Linked DNA regions of Homo sapiens: region 1 is linked to region 2. A link is a loop called in an ENCODE intact Hi-C map of the cell type or tissue named here. Cell type or tissue: IMR-90. All regions are shown on one strand.

Region 1 (5,000 bases), 76 kb before region 2:
TAACCATGATCAATGTGTCATGGAGCCCAGTATACAAGGAGAGGTTCTATTTCATCAAGAAATATGACTGCACTTTTAGTGGGCAATTGGTTGTTATGAAGGTCCAGCATTTATTTCTTCTTCCTTTTGAAAAATAACACCCTGATTTCCTTTGGGGAACATCCCCATGGTCAGATGGGACCACTGTGATTGACTGATTGGTTCAGGAGAGGGGCTATACCCTTAATTATGTGGGAGCTACTAGAAAGAGATGCTCTCTTTTTTTGTTGGACATAAAAAACCTGGAAAGGTATGGCACTAGATTGCAGACATTGGTCTGTCTCATGTGGATAGAGCAGAGAATGAAGCCAAAAATGGAGAGTTCTTCTGATATCAGGCATCAGGGAGAAAACAAAACAAAAAACAAACAAAAGAATAAAAATGGAGAGTTCAGATACAGGACCCATAGACAGAGAAACTAAATCCTCATGAAGTGTTCTAATTGAAACAGTATCTATGGTCTACCTAAACCTCATGGGAACCACATTAAATGGCGGATAAAGCCATTAATATACTATACATAGAAGAGATACATCCACAAGGACATCTTACCAAGTGTGGACACAAGTGTGTAACAACCACTTATTGGTGTATAATATTATAATCCACAACATCAGATTTTACTCTTTAAATTCACTAGGGAGTATTCTCAAAGGAATGGAAGAAACAAAGCTGGCTATCAGTGAGGGGCATTATGTGGGTAAATATAAGTAGAAACTTCAAAATAAATTTCTTAAAAGCAATTTTCACTTTCTGAAAGTTTATATGGAATTGGCAAATGACAAGGATTGTGATCATTGATACATGCAAGTCAACAAGCAAAACTAACCAAAGAGACAAACAGACACATGAATAATGAGGCAGTTCTGATGACCAAAAAACACAACTTTACAAGACTGTTTGGGTAATTTATTTTGACTGGTAATACATCATGTCAGTTTATTTTATTTAAGCCACAGCAACGTTTGTCTTCCTGACGATAGTTATTGCATTCCAGAGAAGTACAATACGAAGTTTCAGACTAGTGCTGGGCTTAGTCACACAGAGAACTGCAGTAGGTTTTCTAAGCCCCTGCTCACTGTATTTCACAAAAATCTCATCCCTTCTACCCTCCACTCTCTAAACACACATCCAAGCAAATCACACCAAGGCATAATCATTGAAGAACACCATAACTTGCCAATTAAAATTTGGCAAACAGAAACATTGAAGCAAAACTGAAAAAAGAATCATGTAATTAACTTAGAAGAAAGCTTTTTTCTTAAATATTATTTTTCTTCCCATTCAGCATGCACAAGAAGCAAACTTTGAGCACTAACGTGTTCCTTTTTAGCCTTTGCCTGTTTGTTTCAAAGACAAGAGGAGAAGAGTCTGCTTAAAAGCCAAATACACTGATAAATGTTTACTGATAAAATCTTCCAGATGGGACTACTTTCAAGGAAGGTCAATTACAAGCCTTGTGTCTCTCCTTTTAATGATATCCTTTAATGATCCCCTTCCTCTCCTAGAAAATTAAGTCACAAAAACATCTTAGGCTGAGAGTGACCCAGTAATCCTCATAATCACATTGCAATGACAGACAAGAAGATCAAAGTACAGGTGCAGTGAGAAATAGGGTTTTACATCCTATTATAAAATGTGAACTTGCCATTAACCAAAGATCAAATGTACCTTTAACTCCCAAATTCCCAACTTCCAATATTTTTTAAATTCTGTGGTTTTCTGGATTAATAAACTTTCTCTAATATAATATTCCCCCTCCCAATTTTTGTACTAAACATTGGTGGTTTTTTCTTCACATATGGTGATTATGTTTTCATATATCCAATAACTAAATAATTTTAGAAATTTGGTAAATTGTGTTGAAACTCTAATAGCACTAAGAAGTTCCCAAGCTAGTTGGTAAGCTATTGTCTCCAATACTGCAAAGAGAAAACCTAGCAATGGAAATTACATAAAGATAATCTGATGCTAATATGTTAGTTAGAAAGTGAATTAGGCATCTAGTAATGGCTTCAATAAGAAAGAGGTTTATTTTTATCTCATATTAAGAAAATGTAGCCTGGGCATGTTGGCTCATGCCTTTAATCCCAGCACTTTGGGAAGCCAAGGCAAGAGGATCACTTGAGTACATGAGTTTGAGACCAGCCTGGGTAACATAGTGAGACCTCATCTCTACAAAAAATTAAAAAAAAAAAAATTGCTGGGTATGGTGGCATGCACCTGTGGTTCCAGCTACTCGTGAGGCTGAAGTGGGAGAATTGCTTGAGTGCAGGAGGCTAAGGCTGCAGTAAGCCCTGATCACACCACTACACTCCAGCCTGGGTGACAGAGAAAGACTCAAAAAAAAAAAAAAAAAAAAGAGGAAAGGAAAAAGAAAAGTAAAGAAAATAATCTAGAAACAGGTCAAGGTTGGAATGGTGACACCATGTTTATCAGGGACCTAGGTTCCTATTATCTTTCTGATCCACCATCCGTAACACATGGCTTCCATTCTCAATTCTGCCATTTAGGTTACAAGATGGCTACTGATGCTCCAGCCAGCACCAGCACCAAATCACTACTACACAAACGGGAGGAGGAGTAAAAGTGAGTGCTTCTAGGCAGGAGCTCCCTCTGCTAACATGTAGTTGGCTGCATCAATCTCTTAGAAAGCCTGAGAAATGCAATCTTTTGACTAGGCAGATGTCACCCAATATAATTAAGATTCAGTCAGTCATCTTTATTATATTGGTTACTAAATGAACAAATCTGTAAGGATATTCAGTCAGCACCAGCAGTCTTTGTCACACCATAGAATTTCTCAATCCTGGATGGAATTTGGTCTAATCCCTTACTTACAGAAAGGGAAATGGAGAGCAGAAAGATTAAGAAATTTCCCCCAAAGGACACAACTGGTTAGCCAAAGAACTAGGTGCAGAATTCAGATCCTTGATCTATCAGTAAAGATCCGGTTCTTTACTGGAGCAAACTTCAGTGAGGTCAGCCCAGGAAATTCAGCTAACCAACATGAACAAATAACACATCTTACTACCTGGGTCAGACCCTGTGACTCACACTTCAGGCTTTACAGTCATAACTGCTCATATGCTGTAACATCCACCCTCTTTGGTTATAAAGTGAGAATCACCATATTCACCACAAGTCATGTACATGTTTACATGGCCACTAAATAACCAACAAAATGAGAGATGCGCCGCAAAATGTGACAGTACGAGTTACTGTTTGTAAAAGAGCAGAATGTTCCACACTCATGGGTAAAAATTGGTACTTGAACTTCATGAGTGACTCTAGATCTTTTATGGTGGTGGCTTTTTAAATACAGACAAACACATGATTATGGTATCTCCTGAAACTGACATTCTCAAAATAACATCCACTATTATACAAAGGAAGTTTGAATGTTTTGAGGCTTTTTTGCTTTTAAGCCATTGCTCTTACCTCTTATCTCTTCTTCGATTATGGCCATCACTTACTTCCTCAGACTCCACCCAGCTGCATTCTCAACAAACCACAGTCCAGGATGAGAACTTCTATAATGCATATGCTTCCTTCAGCACTTTGAGATACATTATTAGGCCCTGCTCTCATGTTTTACTTCTTTTATGTTCCAAGCTTCTTGAGGGCAGGGCCAATACTTTCTTTATTTTCCATAACACCCCTCATATGAAAAAGATTCTAGCATTCTTTCACAATGTCATGCTTAGAACATTCCAATATTTTTCCAACCTATCTCCCAAACTGCTTCCCATGGTTCCACTGATTCTCTTCTTTCACCCCTACTCACAACACAGGGTACCCGAGTGATTGCTCCAAAATACAGAACACAGCAAGCCACATTTCTACATCTTTGGCGGTGCGCCACTGTCTATAAACTTTTTAATAAGGTCGCCCTAACTTGCTTTCTCACATAGTCTTATTCCTTGCCATTTCCTCTGTTTGCGCCCTACATACTGTAAGTTACTCCGAAACATTCATCTTTTTCTACATGCCTGTGACTTTGTACATGTAGTTCCCTTTGTCTGAAATGCCCTTTCTTCTTTCGTTTATGGAGATTCCAAATGGTCTCCAAGGTATATGTCAATTATTATCCATGAAAGGTTTTGCTATATATATCCAGTATTTTCTGGGGGATGGGGAAGCTTAAACAAAAAAAACTTGAACATTACTCTACACACAGTCCATTATGACATCTTAGTCTATTTGGAAAACTCCACTCGTGTAGAAATTGTGTTTATTTCAGTTGACTGTGAATACAGGTTCTGATGCACAGGAGCTACTCAATAGTTTGCTGAATGAATGAATGTCAGTTTTCCTAAACAGACTTGAATGATTTTCTTGAGAGTCTAACTGCTTGTCATACTACATCTTGTCTCATTTGATTCTAGATCCACAGAAGCTAGCACAGTACTTAGATGTAAAAATTGTTATATCTCTTTTGTTTTTCCAGTTAATCACTGGAGACCAGGGCTGCCCTTTCAATAGGAAATCTAATATCTCTCTTTTTGAAAACTACCCCTCTTTCAAATAACCCAAGAACCTCAGGGATTATTCAGTCTAAAGCAGAGTCGTGCTTCTAAACTTCAGGTGTAGAGAGGACGGCAATTGGTATGAAGGCTTCTGCCACTGCCATGTGGTATCACAGTGAACAATGGTCCTGTCCAGACCTGTGTCCTTGCTGGTTTGGGTCTCCATGCCCAGCCTTGGACTCCAAGAGTTTGGCTCTTTGATTTAACTCATTTAGTAAAGATCAGCCCTCACTCAACAATCTAAGATGCTCTTCTTGAGCAGGCAGCTTAGGTTTCCCCTTCCTCTACACAGATACATTAATCCCTCTAGGGCCCGCCGTATCAGCATTCTCTCCCGACAATACACCATGGGACTGCCCTTTTTCATCCATTCTCATGGGTTTCCTCAGTACTTCTAATTGTGGGACAAAGTGAGAAAGTCTCTTTTCTCCT
Region 2 (5,000 bases):
ATAATAAATATGTATATAATATATAATAAATATATATTTATACAATTTATAAGAAATATATATTTATATAAGAAATATATATAATTTTATAAAATATATAATATATAATATATTATATATTATATATTTTGTATATATTATATATAATATATATTTATATAAATATATATATTTAAAGAGGTTTCAGTCCAGGCTCTGTGGCTCATGCCTATAATCCCAGCACTTTGGGAGGCCAAGGTGGGCAGATTGCTTGAGCCTAGGAGTTCCAGATCAGCCTGGGCAACACGGCAAAACGCCGCCTCTACAAAAAATACAAAAAATAAAATAAAAAATTATGCACACGTGGTGGTGCATGCCTGTAGTCCCAGCTACTCAGGAGGCTGAGGTGGGAGGATTGCTGGAGACTGGGAGGCGGAGGTTGCAATGAGACAAGATCGTACCACTTCACTCCAGCCTGGGCAACAGAGTGAGGCCCTATTTCTAAAAATTAATTAATTAATTAAAATAAAAAATATAAAGGCTTCAATCATGGCATTTAGCTAGTACTTAACTATTTATAATTCCTTCTCCCTTACTTTGTAAATTTCTTGAACCAGTAGTCACATTTTACCTCCAGAGCGTATGCATGCCATATATAAGGTGCATGGAAAATACTGTTGACCAAGCAGATAATAATAATAATAATATTATAGCAATAATGATAAGTAACATTTGTTGAATACATTCTGAGTACCAAGTACTATGTTAAGCACTGAATTAGAATTTACTGATAAAGAATACCCCCAAAACTTGGAGAATTTAAGTACATTGACCAAAATTAGACAACTACTAAGAGGAAAGCTGGGTTTTTAACATATATGCTAGCTCATCACCTTTTTGCTAGGCTAAATGAACATGAGCCCCATTTAATTATTTCAATTAAAGTTATAACAAAGCATCCAAATCAGATATTCAGACAAGAGAGACACAATTAAATTATTTCCCCTCATAATTAGGACATAGCCCTTGTTTTCACTATTCTTAAAACAAGTCTAACTTCAATCAATTCCTGGTCAAAAAGCCACGGTGTCAGATCTGATCTTTTTATATATTAATAGGTATGGCTCTACTCATTAAATAAAAGCATAAAAGGCCAAAACAAATTCATTTGTAAGAAAGAGAACTGACTTTTACTGCTCTAAAAGATCATAAGTTTAACTAATAAATAGTAATACTCCATGCATTTATGCAAATCTTTCAGTTCAATGTTTTTACCGGAAGATTCTTTTTCAATGAGGATTTTTGTAAAAGTAAACTCCTTCAGCTTAAAAGATTTAGGAAATCCGACAGTCATTAGATGTATTAGATGCTTTATCAGTTTTTTATTAAAGCTATTAAACACAATGTATCATCAGCATTTTTCGATCACATTTCTTAAAAAGCTTAATGAACACATATTTCTGGCAATTATTAAAGTGTGGCCACAATCTTTATTCTATTAAAGGAAAAAAAGAACTACAGCATGAAGCTGCTGCCTGCTGGTGGTTGATGAGGAAGTAGGGCTTCTCTGGCAATGGCTGGGTCTCTTGTCTTCCCTATACACTGACACAACACATGTTTTACTTCAGTATCTCCTGAGGACTTACATATTTCTCTCATGTAGATCCCTTTTGCCTTCTTTATATGGTTCTTGCTCCCATCTATTAGATCTCTCTATATTTCTTTTTAAAAAACTATATATACTACTTGCTTTTATCACACACACACAGATTTAAAAGGCAGATCTAAGTAAGTAGCCAGCATCCTTATTGTCACCATGAAATAGTTGCTTAGTTTCTTTCATTCGATAAGCTCAAAGCATTAAGTGATTAGCCCAGATAACAAAAAAATAATTGTCCCAATTAAATATCATTATTGTTTTTCCCCCTTATTAATTCTTAGAAACTGCTTGTGCTTTAGAACAACAAACATATAAGATTAAATTTCTTCTCATTGTGTTTTGACAGACTAGCATTATTTGGATAGTTTACTTTTTAATTTTCTACGTGCCAATTGACTAAATTCTATTTAGAATGCACTTACTGTTTTTAATGAAGCCATGAATCTTCAGGGTAAAAAAATACAAAAAGGAATGAAGACTTAGACCAATTTACTTATTTATTTATTTTCTGGACTAAAACCACTTCTGTGCTGTTCTATGCTTGTCACTGCATCATGTGTCTCCCCCTACAGGTAAAGAGCAGGCAGCTGTACTAGTTTCACCGCTCCTGTAGAAGAATTTGTATTTTCCAAAGTCAAAATCCAGAAGTCTTTTGCTTTAGGGTGCTGGTCTCTATGCCTCTGGGGTATAAGCAGTAGATATAATCAAAATAGCTATAACTACAGAGATATGTCCAGTGAGAGGTTGGGATGAGAAATTTTCAAGCTCATATACAAATAATACAATGCCACATCTATTACTCAGGAGTTAGTATTAATACTTCATTTACTTTCTCTAAAGCATATACTTCCACGGTGGGTATAAAGGCCACCCGAATCTAATGGTTTATTTTACTTTATAAAGGTGTAAGAAGGACCATGGACTCGAAAAAGGAACCACATGTTTATTCCTGGCATTGTCACTAAGCAGCACCCTCTCTCACTAGGTCTCAGTTTTTTCATCTTTAAAATAAAGATATTTAAATACGTTTTCTTTAGAGTTGTGTCCTTGCATGAAAATCCTCTAATTGAGGATGATTAAATAAACATATTGGAAATATGGAAATTCAGAAGCATTGAAAATGGTATTGTGAAGATGTAACATTTAATGAGATGGCTGCAGAATGCTTGCCTTGAGCTAAGGTTGTTCGAAAATGAAATGCTTACAAGGAAGGACTGTGCTCCAAGCTACATGGCTGTACTTCAAAAATGGGATCACTGTCCCAGTGCAGGTATGGCTTGGGCATCTCTGACTCTTTGCCACCCTCTCATGTTCCAATGCACTCTTTACTTCTGGTGTGCACCACACATTAAGGACGTATGTAGGTGAGCCTTACTCTAAATGATAAAAGGATTACTAAAAATGTCATGCCATGACTGTGTGAAAACAAAATCATAAATGAAATGTACCAAAGAAGCTGACATACCAATATTCTCTGTTACCTCTATTCTACCAGTTTTTAAATTAGCTTTAGGAACAAAAAAATGTCAGGCATTGGGACAGGGTTATAGGAAGAAACACTTGGTGAGTTCCTCATCACATTCGGAACTCTATCCATTTTTCTTTCTTTTTTTTTTTTTTTTTTTTTTTTTTTTGAGACGGTGTCTCACTCTGTCACCCAGGCCGAAGAGCAGTGGCCTGATCTCGGCTCACTGCAACCTCCGCCCTCAGAGTTCAAGCGATTTCCTGTCTCAGCCTCCCGAGTAGCTGGGATTACAGGCACCTGCCACCACGCCTGGCTAATTTTTGTATTTTAATAGAGACGGGGTTTCACCATCTTGGCCAGGCTGGTCTTGAACTCCTGACCTGGTGATCCACCCGCCTTGGCCTCCCAAAGTGCTGGGATTACAGGCATGAGCCACCATGCCCGGCCTCCATTTTTTTTTTTTTTTTTTTTTTTTTACTTTAGGAGACAGGGTCTCATTACATTGCCCAGGCTGGTCTTGAATTCCTGAGCTCAAGCAGTCCTCCCACCTTGGTCTCCTGAGTAGCCGGGATTATAGGGGTGTGCCACCATGCCCAACTTGAACTCTATCCTTTTATATAACTTATCTCCTTGAATTCTTGCAACAGTCCTAAGTGTTAGGTACTCAAATCTCCAAAATGAGGAAATGAAGCAAAAAGGAGAGACTGGGTTCACATTCAGGCTCCAAATGCCACACATCATCTTTGTCATATCACACTAAAGAGCAAAAGAGCTATTTAAGTCTCTTTTATAAATGCAAACTTCAAAGCCTTACTTTTAAGGAATTGTTAGATCATTTTAGACCTGTATGTTTACCTACTATATATTGAAATAAAAACTGGCCAGTGACCTACCTTTAAAACCTAGCTTTAAAACCCTAATGCTATAAAATCAAACTCTCGGCCAGGTGTGGTGGCTCATGCCTGTAATCCCAGCATTTTGGGAGGCCAAGGTGGGTGGATCACCTGAGGTCAGGAGTTCAAGACCATCCTGGCTAACACAGTGAAACCCTGTCTCTACTAAAAACACAAAAAGTTAGCCGGGCGTGGTGGTGGGCATCTGTAATCCCAGCTACTTGGGAGGCTGAGGCAGGAGAATTGCTTGAACCCAGGAGGCGGAGGTTGCAGTGAGCCTCAGATCGCGCCACTGCACTCCAGCCTGGGCGATAAGAGCAAAACTCTATCTCAAGAAAAAAAAAAAAAAATCAAATTCTCCTGGCTTTAATACATGTCAAATGCAATAACCTTGAAAAGAGGAAGAGGGTATTGTAAATTCTATGTGACAACTCCTTAGAAAGCATGGTATGTGATATGTAGACTGCTGAAGTTCTTAACTCTTCTTTTTTAAAAATTAGAGTTGGTTTACAGAAAAGTGATAGAGAATTAATATTTCTCCTTCAAACAACTATGACTCAAAAGTGAGTTCTTAGACTTAGAAATTCATCCTGAACAACAGTGTATCATCTCTATCACAAAGCTACCAGCGTCTGTGAATTGTGATGAGAATAAAGGAGACAGTGCTGGGAGCAGGAGGAGACCCCATTTTGATGGGCACAAAGCAAGCGCATCCATTTTGGCCAATTTAAGGACCCACAAGTTTTCCTCTCATGATCTTGCAAGCTTGCCTTTCTCTCACTGTTCCCTTTCCTTCGTTTGTGTCTTTGTCCTATTCTTTCCATTACCCCCTTGTTACGGAATGAGTGCTTGTGTGCCCCTAAAATTCATTTCAATATCCTAACCCAATATGTGTTGGTATTTGGAGGCCGGGCCTGTGGGAGGTGATTAGGTCGTGAGGGTGGAGCACTCAACACTCACAAATGAGACTAGTGCCTTTACAAAGGGCACTGATGCAACCTAG

The links. A loop is a pair of places that touch in the nucleus more often than their neighbours do. Peaks named below come from ENCODE experiments on the same cell type or tissue, not always from the same donor. Only the 100,000 strongest peaks of a DNase experiment are listed, where the experiment ranks them.
Region 1: a loop joins it to region 2, with 3.0 times the contacts of the local background. A loop is called at or near these places in 6 of 110 quality-filtered maps.

The regions. Positions count from the first base shown.
Region 1 is chr5:59,096,317-59,101,316 of GRCh38, forward strand. All of the region lies in intron 5 of PDE4D (phosphodiesterase 4D), which reads right to left. Among named protein-coding and RNA genes, the nearest start is that of PDE4D-AS1, 59 kb to the left of the region's middle. In IMR-90, no CTCF peak of the experiment used is centred here; DNase peaks (open chromatin) are centred at 1,035 and 3,095; H3K27ac peaks cover 631 bases.
Region 2 is chr5:59,172,227-59,177,226 of GRCh38, forward strand. The region is part of intron 5 of PDE4D (phosphodiesterase 4D); the gene reads right to left. Among named protein-coding and RNA genes, the nearest start is that of PDE4D-AS1, 130 kb to the left of the region's middle. In IMR-90, CTCF peaks have their summits at 1,518 and 2,204 (motif pointing left); a DNase peak (open chromatin) is centred at 2,185.